2 separate regions of the Mus musculus genome follow, and region 1 is linked to region 2. The links are chromatin loops, found by intact Hi-C in ENCODE. Cell type or tissue: heart. All regions are shown on one strand. Each heading gives the region's core, and the rest is flanking DNA. Links, peaks and the distances in the headings are about the cores only. Region 1 overlaps Gas7 (growth arrest specific 7). Region 2 has its middle 27 kb from the start of Gas7.

Region 1 (5,380 bases), core at 206-5,205, 67 kb after region 2:
TTTCTAGACTCTATCAAGAGTGGTCTATGGGACCAGGCAGCCATGATAAACTGTGAGTTATGGGGCAGACGTGTGACTTCTGCCTTGCTCTCCCTTGGCTCACTTGCTCTGGGTGAGTTAGCTGCCATTTTATACACAGCTCAGTAGCAATGCTCTTGGCTGCTGATGCCATGGCTTCTCCTATCATTGTCTGGGAGTCCCTGCACTAGAGCCACCATGCTAAACCCACTTCTAAGTTGTGACCTTCTGAAACCATGTGAGACCATAAAAAGACCATGTTTTCAGATGCCAATTTTGGAGTAACCAGAGACTTGCAATAGACACCTAATGAACCTCTCCCATGTCTTTTTTAAAAAACATCTCTTTCTTGGAAGGTTTTCCTTGATCATTGTATTTACACAGGGGAGGAAAGATTTGTTTGGGCTCATGGTGTCGGAAGGGTTTGTCCCTCATGGCAGGGCATTCTATAGCATATGCAACAACAGGGAGCAAATGAAGGAAACACAGGGAGTGGGTAGGGTAAGATACAACCACCAAGGATGCATACCAGTGACCTGCTTCATCCAAGTATCACACACACACACACACATACACACACACACACACACACAGAAACACACACACACACGTCTTGCCTACTACCGCCTCCCAAGAATAGCATGAGTTCATCAATGGATTAAGCCATTCACTAAGTCAGAGCTTCCGTGAGCTAATCCTCACTGAAATCAACCTCACAAGCATGTTCAGACACGTGCTCCACAGGTCCTGTAGGCCAGTCATGTTGACATCTGTTAGCCCAGTCACGTTGACAATCGAGATTAGCCATCACAGCCACCTATTTACGTGATAGTGTCCTTCTAATAATATCATCTGTCCCCCTCATTGTTTCCTTTTTGCATTTTCTTTCTTCAGATGTGCATGTGATGTACATATGTGTATGTTTTTTTTCCATATATTTGGACACATATGTGTGGAAGGGTCCATGTGTATATGTGCATGCATGTGGAAGCTCAGCATTGAGATTGAGAATCATTTTTCTTCTACCTGACTCACTGAGGCAGGGTCCTGCAATCAAACCTAGAACTAGCCGATGTGACTGGTTTAACCACCCAGCTTCCAGTGTGGCACCCTGGGGATGAAATTACAGACAGGGTACCATGCCCCCCTGGCATCTCACAGGGCCCTAGGGCTCTGAACTCCAGTTTTCATGCTTGCAAGCGAATGCTTTACCCACTTCCCCGATCCCCCTGCTTTATTATCTCTATCATGAACCAACATTAAGCCTAATATAATGCGTCTCTTGGCACAACTTCCTCCCACCAGTTCTGTAGGAAAAGTTTTCATTCATGCAAATTTACCCACACCATATATAATATATGATATATAATATATAATGTATAATATGTAATATATAATAGTTAATATATTATATAATGTATAATATTATATAATGTAATATGTAATGGATATTATATAATTATAAATACATAATGCATTATATATAGAGAGAGATAGATATAGATCAATTGGGAGATGATGGTCTTTGGTACCACACTGTCGGATGTCTCCAGGAACAGGCAACTGTCCAAAGAGAGGACGTTCTCTCCTGCTTAGAGGCTGGGGTTGGAGCTTAAGGCTCATTCCGTTTCAAGAGGCCATTGGGTATTTTAAAGCCAGAGACTCCTAACTAGAAGACATTGAGTAACTAGGGGTCCAGAATACCTAGATGCAGAGGAGGAGGAGACTGGAGTTGCTGCTGTTTTCTGAGGGCCAGTGAGCTGGGCTTGCATCCTGGGGCTGCAAACACACATTGCAAGGAAGCAGTGACTGCAGATCCAGCATCTGACACTCAGCAGACAGATGTTCTGGGTCAGGAAACTGGGGCTCCTGAAGCTCTCCTGGAATGACTTACATTCCTGATGCCGGGGAATACCATGGAGCTGGGCAACTTGGGGACACTACTCCTGACTAGGGAGGGGCAGGAGCTAGAAAGGAAGATCTTAAGACTGCCATTTGCCTACGCCTGGTCACATGCTGCTGGGATCACCACTAAATAAGGGGCAGAGAGAATGCAAGAAGCACTGAAGGGGGCTTGGGAGGAGGCTCAGTTGGTAGAGTGTTTGCCTACCACACAGCCAGCCCTGGATTGGGCCCCAGCACTACATAAATTGATCATGGTGGAACATGTCAATAAATCTTAGCATTCGGGAGGTAGAGACAGGATGGATAATCAGAAATTCAAGGTCATCCTTGGCTACATAGTAAGTATAAGGTCAACCTAGGCTACATGGGACCTTGTCACAGGCAGCAGGAAGGGGAGGACCACTAAAGAAAGAGAAAGGAATAAAGAGGTAGGCAGAAGAGGACTTCGAAGCTTGCTCCTGCTGCCTATCACCTATTATTTAGCCAGCAGCATTTGAGGGCAGAAGAAAGCCACCACGTAGGCCTGAAGATGAGCTAAGCCATTGGAAGGAAGGGTGGAGATTACTTGAAGACACAAAGGCTTGTTGATGGACCCATAGCAAATGCTCAGGACCAGTAAAGAGATCCAGGAGTACCCATAGTGGACGTGTGTGCTCCAATGCAGGCAGGCTTAATCTTAGCAGGGGGCCCAAAAGTCTAGAGTCCACTATGTCAAAATAATAGTTCCCACCTCTCTCATTGTCTTAATTGTTTAATCATTATTGTATTAATGTATTAAGCATTAAATGTTTAAGCATTATTGTATTAAAATAAAAACACACTATTGAATATAAAGGAGTATTGTATGGTACGTTGAAAGCTGAATTTAACGTAATAACATTCAACTTTTCAATTGTGCTCTCTTCTAAATTTTGTTCTCTGAAGGCGAGGCCCTGTAAGCCTCTGTGAGGGAACAGTATTCATGACTCTTGGCATAGAACAGGAGTAAACGGGCTCCCTGAGCTGGCTTTCCCCATGGCCAGCTGTTTACATATGTCTGGCTGCCCTGGTTACAGTGGACAAGGTCCGAAGGAAGTGGTTGCCATTAGGAAAGTGTGTTCTTTCAGGACTGCTCTCCACCTGTGCGTTGGTAGGAAAAGAGTCTCTGGCGGATGGCTCACTGCAACTTACACAGTATCCCTAGCCCTGGTGACAACAGCCACCTTGGAGCAACTCAGGGTCCTAGCAATGGAAGCCCAGAGAAGGCACAAGAGCCTTGATCTGGGCTCTTTGGATTCAATCATTTCTTCAGTCTTCCTTGACCTAGGCCAGAGAGCCTAGTCACTCTAAGCAGATTATAGGGTCTTCTTTACAGAAGACCTGGACATGGCTTCCTCCCTCTGAGTAGTGTCACCCATCATGGTCCTGCTGTTGGTGTGATCCTTCCTCTGCCAAAGCTCTAGTGTTCTCTCCAGATGCCTCTCCAGACAGTCTGGCTCTGTTCTGTTACTGCTCCAGGCTTGCAGTTGTCCTCAAGTCTTACATAGGTTAGATCTTGTCAAAGCCAGGAGACAGGCTGGGCGGTGGCTTCAGTCAGAGTCCCTGTTCCTTCAGAAGCCCAGCTGGAGCTTTCACAGGGGACTGGGAGGTACCAGAAGGACTAAGGACCTGACCAGGAACCTCTTGGAGAGCAAGTACCTACCTGCAGGCCAGCTTCTTTCTGTGGGCTTCAAGACACTCGCAACAGCCTCCTGAGCTACAAGGTACCCTAGCCCAGTGGTTCCCAACCTTCTGAATGACACAACCCCTTAGTTCAGTTCTTCATGTTATAGTGACCCCTGTCCATTATTATTTCATTTCAACTTCATAGCTGTAATTTTGCCACTGTTATGAATCAAAATGTAAATACCTGTTATGCAGGATATCTGATATGAGACCCCCCCACACACAGGGTTGCAATGCCCCTCCTCACAGTCTTCCTAGAAAAGAGCCAGCAAGGCCCACAGCTGCTCAGGCTCAACCTTGTCACCTGCCTGGAGGTGGGGCTAAGCATAGCTGCTCAGGCTATGTCTTTATTTCTCCCTGCATGTTAGTAGCTTGTGGTTAGCAAGTACCAGAAGGATGAATGGATGAGGGGTAGGAAGTAGGACCCTGTGGTGGCCAGAAGCTAAAATAGCAAAATCTGTACATCAGCTGGAGATGTGAGTATGTGAGGTGCTCCTCCTTCTAAAATAAGGTCAGTGGCCTCAGCCACCAAAGGAACGGAGTCAGCAGCACAAACAAATGGGACATGGTTCTCTGGAGACTTTCCCTGAGCTTAGGTGGAATGGGAGTCTGTTTATCTCTAGACAGCTGAGGAGCATACCAGGTGGGGGTTGCCCATGGACTGTCACAATGTGCAGCCCTATTGGCTGGCAAGGAGCCATTTGTGATGGAGTGAACCGGTCAGGACTGCTGTGCTAAAGGACAAAGTACAGATGTCAGGGTGCAAACCTGTGACCATCCAAGGGCTGGAATATGTGTGCTAGGTCCTGGCTCAAGTCCTCAGACAAATTTGAGGCAGATACCTGTGCAGAAGGGTCAGCAGGGAGGGTGATGGGAAGGAACCCTGGAGAAGACAGCAAACAATACACACTGTGGTATACTGAAAGACCACTCAAAACTGTAGTTCAACCGAGACACAGAACAGGCTGCACATAGGGGCACATGATTATCATCTGCACTTGGGGGGTTGGGGGACTGAGATAGGAGAATCACAAGTCATTCTGGCTACATGATGAGACAGTGACTCTAAAATCAAAAACAAACGACCTAACTAAGGAGAGTGCAGCAGAGTCCGAGGTGCCTGAGGCTCACCCACTGGCTGAGGACTCACTTTCTACAGACCCAGGTTCTTTGTTCTGAACACTGGGGTTTGAGGTTACCATAGGCTTTGAGAAGAACTGCCTGCTGTACAGCTGGGGCTTCTGGGACTAGAAATGGGAGCCCTAGGAACAGAGGTAGAGAAGAGTGATGGGGGAGGGTAGAAGATTGTAGCTAGAAGCTACCTCTTCAGACCCACCATGTAAAGAAGGGCCTTGGTTAAGAGATGCTCTGCCAAGAGGGGTGAGGTTGGGGAGTAAGGGACATAGGCAAGAAGCAAACTCCTATGAGGCTGAGGAAAGGAAGGAAGGGGTCCTTTGGTGTCCTTCTTCTAAGGAAGGTGACTGCCTCTGGCTCACTCTGCTCTGTGACATTTCGGTTTCATCTCAGCACTCTCCAATTGATCTTGTTTCTCCTTTGACAGAGACCACCTGGGAACGTCCCAGCAGTTCTCCTGGGATTTCAGCCAGCCCTGGCCCTCACAGGAGCTCTTTGCCTACAACAGGTAAGAGCCACTCAGCAGCTTGGGATAAGTGGGAGGGCTGTATACCCACCTTCACTGGGAAGCTGAGACTGTGGGTCCTGGGGCCTGAAAGCTGCTATGGTATGTTGTGAA
Region 2 (5,380 bases), core at 319-5,318:
GATGTTTTCACACTTCTGCGTGTCTAGAATTTGCTAGTGCTTATTTCAAATTTTTACACTTAACATGCTAAGTGGGGTTAGGAGGCAGGCTTTTAAATTTCTTCTCCCGTGTTATTTTCCTTTGAAGTTGTCTAAAGTTGCTGTCGGGTGTTATAAATGGAGTTGAATGTTTTCGTCTTGATTTCTGGGCAAGACTGTTCGCCATTGTCTGTTCCTTAAACATTTGTGAAAACTTAACAGGAAAACAACACAGGACTATTAAGGTTTTCAACTTAGATATTTGACCCCTGGATCAATTCCTTTGAAGGTTATCGATTTTTTGCAGGGTTTCTATTTTCTCTTGAGTCAATTTGGATGTTTTTATTTTTCTGGAAAGTCATCAACAGTAACACACTGACAGTTCTGGGACTTGTTGAAAAAAATAGCATCTGTACCCCATTCCTGCAATACCCAGAAAGTGGAGAAAGATCAAAGGCAAAGCATGCTGGGAATTTGTATTATTCCGAAGGAAAAAAAAGAGCTATTGATTAATACTGTGCTTGAAGTCAAGTGTCCATGTTTAAAATGTCAGTGTAACCACTTACATAATATAAATGGACTCTATAAATGCCAGGTTTGTGGAGGGAGATAGGAAATAAGATATAGTCAATATAACAAAGTTAAGGCAAGGCAGAAGGAACAGAATGCAGAGGAAAGTCTAGTTAGGAGGAAGCAGGTCTTTAGGGTGGCTCTTGGGCAGCAGCCCTTTGAAGAAGACCTGAATGGATGGATGTTCCCTTGGCACCCTATACTGAGTACTCATTGCACAAGTCCCTCATACACCTGTGACTACCCATCATGCACCTGTGACTACCCATCATGCACCTGTGACTACCCATCATGCATCTGTGACTACCCACCATGAATCTGTGACTACCCATTTGCTGTCTTTTCCTCCTGCAAGAAGGCACATCCCTTTACTGGGCCACTTGTCTGTGGGTTCTAGGCACCTGACACAGTAAATGTTTCAGTAAGCATGATGCATAAATATAAACAGACATGTCAATAATTTCCGAAATGCTGCTCGGCGAGGCTGACCTGCTCCAAGGAGGCAGTTGAATGTCTGGGTTGATCAATGAGTCAGGGATTGGGAGAAGTACACGCAGCCTTGAATTCAGCTGGGGAAGAGTGTCGGCATGAGACATCTCACTCAGAAGTGCCTCTGAGCCCTGCAGCTGTCTGTGTGGCTGTTACAAATTCTATCAGCACTTCTGATTGCATTGGTAGAATAGCCCATATGCTTGGCACTAGTGTTTCTCAAACATCAATGTGCTCATAGCTTACTTACTGTGTTGTACTTTTTAGAATGTAGATCTGGTGATAGAGGAGGCTGGAGGGGTCTGAACGTTACCTTTAGTAGAGGCTCAGTGGTGGCTCTCTGGCTGTGCTTTATACAACAGCTACAGGCTGTCATTTGTACTTCGAGTCTCCCCCTAGCACTCAGTGGGGGTTGGGGTGGGGAGAATAAGTTAAAATTTAAGTTTTTTGACTTCTAGGGTAGAGTATAACTAGCACCCAGACCTGCATTGGCCAGAGTAGGGTATCCCCTGTTTCTAAAACTTCATATTAGCAAGAATATGAGGCTTTCTCGAGCTCTGCCTGGGGCTGTGGGGTGGGACTCACTCCTCAGGTGGCTATACAGTGACCACCCCTTGTGAGTTTTCCTGTTTCTCAGGCTGAGCCACACAGCCTGTCAGGACACGTTGCATCCTGGGAAGCTCTGGGCTCTGCGATTCACATGCACTTGTCTTTGATCTCCGGCTCCCCCACACGTTATCCACACAATCAAAATCCCATTTCCTTGTCTCACTTCAACTCCCTCTAGCCTGCTGTCACTCTGGTCCCCAGGCAGGAATGCCGCCTTTTGTTTTTTATATCAACTGCCAGCTCTGGGAAGCCTTGCTTGGTACACTAGGGATGATGACACAGACTGAAGAGTGACACTTTCTTCTTTTTATTTTAGTTCCTTGTGTTTAGACAAATGACAGAGAACCCATAGGAAGTGCCTTCAACTGCAGATAAGCCAGAGGCACATCAGTCCTGGGGCCTTGACACCGCCCTTACAAGCCCTGTTGTCTGGGCCTCCTCAGTCCTCACTGTGGCTCCTGCTCAGGAACAGCAGTAGTGATCAATCTCTTCTTTTACCTCGTGGCTCTGTGGAGTGGGCTGGAGGGATGGGTGACGGTTGGGGATGTGTGCTTATGGGCTTCAAGCTGCTTCTGCCAGGAAGTAATGGAACTTTCTGAGGCTGTGTTTCCGTTCCAAGGCTTCATAGAAAGCTTATTTTCCACCACAAGATCCTCTAGCATGGCAGGGAAAGCTGTCATTTGAATACCCCTGGGGCTGTCTCCAAGCCCTGAGCAAAGAAACCTGTCCTGGCTCTTCTCTGGCCGCACTCTCTGCCAGTGGAACCTTTGGCCAATTCAGGGTCGGCAGGGGTGATGCAGTATTAGGAGACAGCCAGAGAAGGGGTCAGGGCTCTGACGCCAGGTCCTTATTCCGTACATAAATGTTGCAAGAGACCATGGGCTGTGGTGGATCTGCATGCTGGTATGTCATAGAGCCACACCCTTTCCTGATTTCTCAAGCCTAGCACTATAAATATAATGTGAGCTCAGCACAGATCTTAGAGTGTCCTGCTTATCCACAGCATCCTAAATTACCATAGAAGACTGTTTTGAGTCCAACTCGTAAGTGTAGAAATCCCATCACTTGCCCAAGGAGATGGTGGAGCCAGGAGTCCAACCCAGATCCATTCGCTTCTAAAGCAGCAGCACTCAGTCACCTGGTGGCCCCACTCTCCTTTGGTGTCCATTGACTTGCTGACTGGAAGCACCCCATTGAATTGCCTTCAGTGAGAATCACTGGCCCAGCTGGATCACTCCTCAGAGTTCAGGGCTGAACTAGTAGGGATTCCAGATGCCAGGCCAGATCATTCCAGGTGTCAAGTTAGGATGGGGAAGTCCCCTTTTCCTTAGAGGAAAAAGGTGTAATTCTATCTCCTCTGTGGTCTTCTGCTATATTGACTCCCATCTCCTAGTCCACACCTATTCATTCTCTCTCTCTCTCTCTCTCTCTCTCTCTCTCTCTCTCTCTCTCTCTCTCTCCTGAATCACTTCTTAGATTCAAAGTGGAGTAAGAGAGATGGCTATGTTGCTGCTATTTTCCTCTGCAAAAGTCTAGCTGATAACCTGGCAAGCAAAGCCCAAGAACCAGGAGATAGAGATAAACAACATCAAATTAGAGAGTGGTATAGCAGGGTGGGGCAGCTGACCCAGGCCGGCGCTGACCAGGAGGGTGTTGTTTGATAGTCCCAAAGCTGGAGAACAAATGAGAAGGAATGGCTGAGATAAGCTTGAGGTCTGGGATTGAGGAGTAGGGCACAATAGGGCACACAGGAAGCCCTGCCAGGCTGAGTGAGCCAGACTGGACAGGCTGGAGAGTAGCTACAGTATGTAGCAGTTTTTCTCTGTTCTGCTTCTTCTTTGTACACCCTGTCTGCCAATGGAAGCTTTGGCCAAGTGGACCAGAGTTCCCAAAGTGCCGTGCTAAGGCACACTTAGATGACGACTATTGTGTGAATTTGGCCTGCTGTCTCAGGGGTCACCTGTTGAAGGCTTAGTTCCCAGCCTGTGGTCCTATTAGCAGACAGTAGAGTCTTCAGGATTGATCTGAAGTCCAGGGGAAGTTAGCCCATCTGGGACCTACCATGGATAGAGATATTGGGACTCCAGCCTTTCCTTCCTCTTTCCCTAGTTGGTCTCCTAATGATCACCAGGTGAACAGTTTTCTCCATCACTCCTGCCAAGATGCTCCCTGCTCCACAGGACCGAGTTATGGAGGAAAAACCTCTCAGGCCATGAACCAAATTATACCTTTTATTTTATTTTATTTTATTTATTTTTTGTCAGAGTGTCAGAAAGCTAACATAATCATCTATGGGCAAGACGTTCAGTCTCAACACTTCTATGGAGAGAAGTCTTTTCCTTTGTGTTTCCTCAGTGTTCATGATTGTGGTAAGGCGAGGACTCTGAGTGGAGCTGGGTGACAGATGCCCCAGCAGCCAGCAGCAGCTAGCGAGGGTGAACATCCTTGCTAGATTTTCACTGTAACCATTTTAATGGTTACTACATGTTTCTAGCAAATGTCACTAATTTCCTATTTGAAGGTAAACATAACACTTTATTTTCGACATTCTTTAAAGGAAAAAAAAAGCATGAGTCCATTAGTAAAGAAGAAAAGCTATATTGAGTTTGCTGAAAATTATAATGGTGGTCAAAGGAAAGACAGGCTCTTGGAAGTAAGTGAATCTAGGGGTTAAAGGTCACTGGTCAAATGGACCAGAGTTCAAACCTGTTGACAGCGTGATTTTGGGCAAGTCATTTCATGTTTTCTGGCTATGGGTGACTCCATCATAAAACAGTGATATTAATAGTAAAGCAAGCTTCTTGGGTGTCAAGTGCTTGGCCCAGTGCCTGGCAGTCATTGTCAGGGGTTGTTGCTGCTACATAAAATTCTCATCCTCATGACATACTGACCCTGGAGGCTGACATTCCTGGACTGACAATGGGCAGAGGCCAGCCGTGGACCTGGGAGCTTTGTGGAGAGTAAGCACTCTGTCAACGGCATTCCAGAAACTGCCATCTGTGTAGAATTTGCTATCAGGATTTAGCCAGCCAGGGGCCAGACAGCAGGGGAGGGCCATTCTGCGGTGCATTCTACCGCTGGAAAGGAAGAGTAGATGGCATAGAAGCAGATGGGGTGGCTCAGTGGATTATGGTGATTGCTGCCAAACCTGATAACCTGAGTTCAGTTCCCAGTACCCACATGTTAGAAAGAGAGAACCAACTCCAACAAGTTGCCCTTTGGCTTCCATGTACAGACCATGGCATGTGCATCCTTCATGCTAAGTGAATAAATAAGAAAGAAAGAAAGAAAGAAAGAAAGAAAGAAAGAAAGAAGGAAGGAAGGAAGGAAGGAAGGAAGGAAGGAAGGAAGGAAGGAAAGAAAGAAAGAAAGAAAGAAAGAAAGAAAGAAAGAAAGAAAGAAAGAAAGACAGAAAGGAATCTTTAAAAAGCGCCGTTAGCATATCTGATCCTGCTTTCTTTAACAGGCCAGTTTGTGATATCACCCCTCACCTAGTGTTTGAGAAGTTTTCACTATTTCCTAGTGATGGTAGTGGTCCATCTCTTAAACTATTCCTATGCATGTACTTGATGCCAAACACCTGCTTTGCTTCTGAGAACCTGCAGCTTGGCTACATGCTAGGCACACGGTGCCTGTGTAACCAGCCCCTAATAATAATTCTGGACCCTCGAGTTACAGTAGATTGTTCTTGGGT

What was found. Hi-C counts contacts between places; a loop is a spot of excess contacts. Peaks named below come from ENCODE experiments on the same cell type or tissue, not always from the same donor. Only the 100,000 strongest peaks of a DNase experiment are listed, where the experiment ranks them.
Region 1: it touches region 2 in a loop (1.9-fold over the local background); 1 of 42 quality-filtered maps calls a loop at or near these places.

What each region holds. Positions count from the first base shown.
Region 1 is chr11:67,624,422-67,629,801 of GRCm38, forward strand. Gas7 (growth arrest specific 7) reads left to right here. Exons shown (of 14, transcript NM_001109657.3): 3 at 5,189-5,269. Among named protein-coding and RNA genes, the nearest start is that of Gas7, 41 kb to the left of the region's middle. In heart, for the core only: no CTCF peak of the experiment used is centred there; no DNase peak of the experiment used is centred there.
Region 2 is chr11:67,557,165-67,562,544 of GRCm38, forward strand. It overlaps a transcript of Gas7 not described here. Among named protein-coding and RNA genes, the nearest start is that of Gas7, 27 kb to the right of the region's middle. In heart, for the core only: no CTCF peak of the experiment used is centred there; a DNase peak (open chromatin) is centred at 2,537; H3K27ac peaks cover 1,115 bases.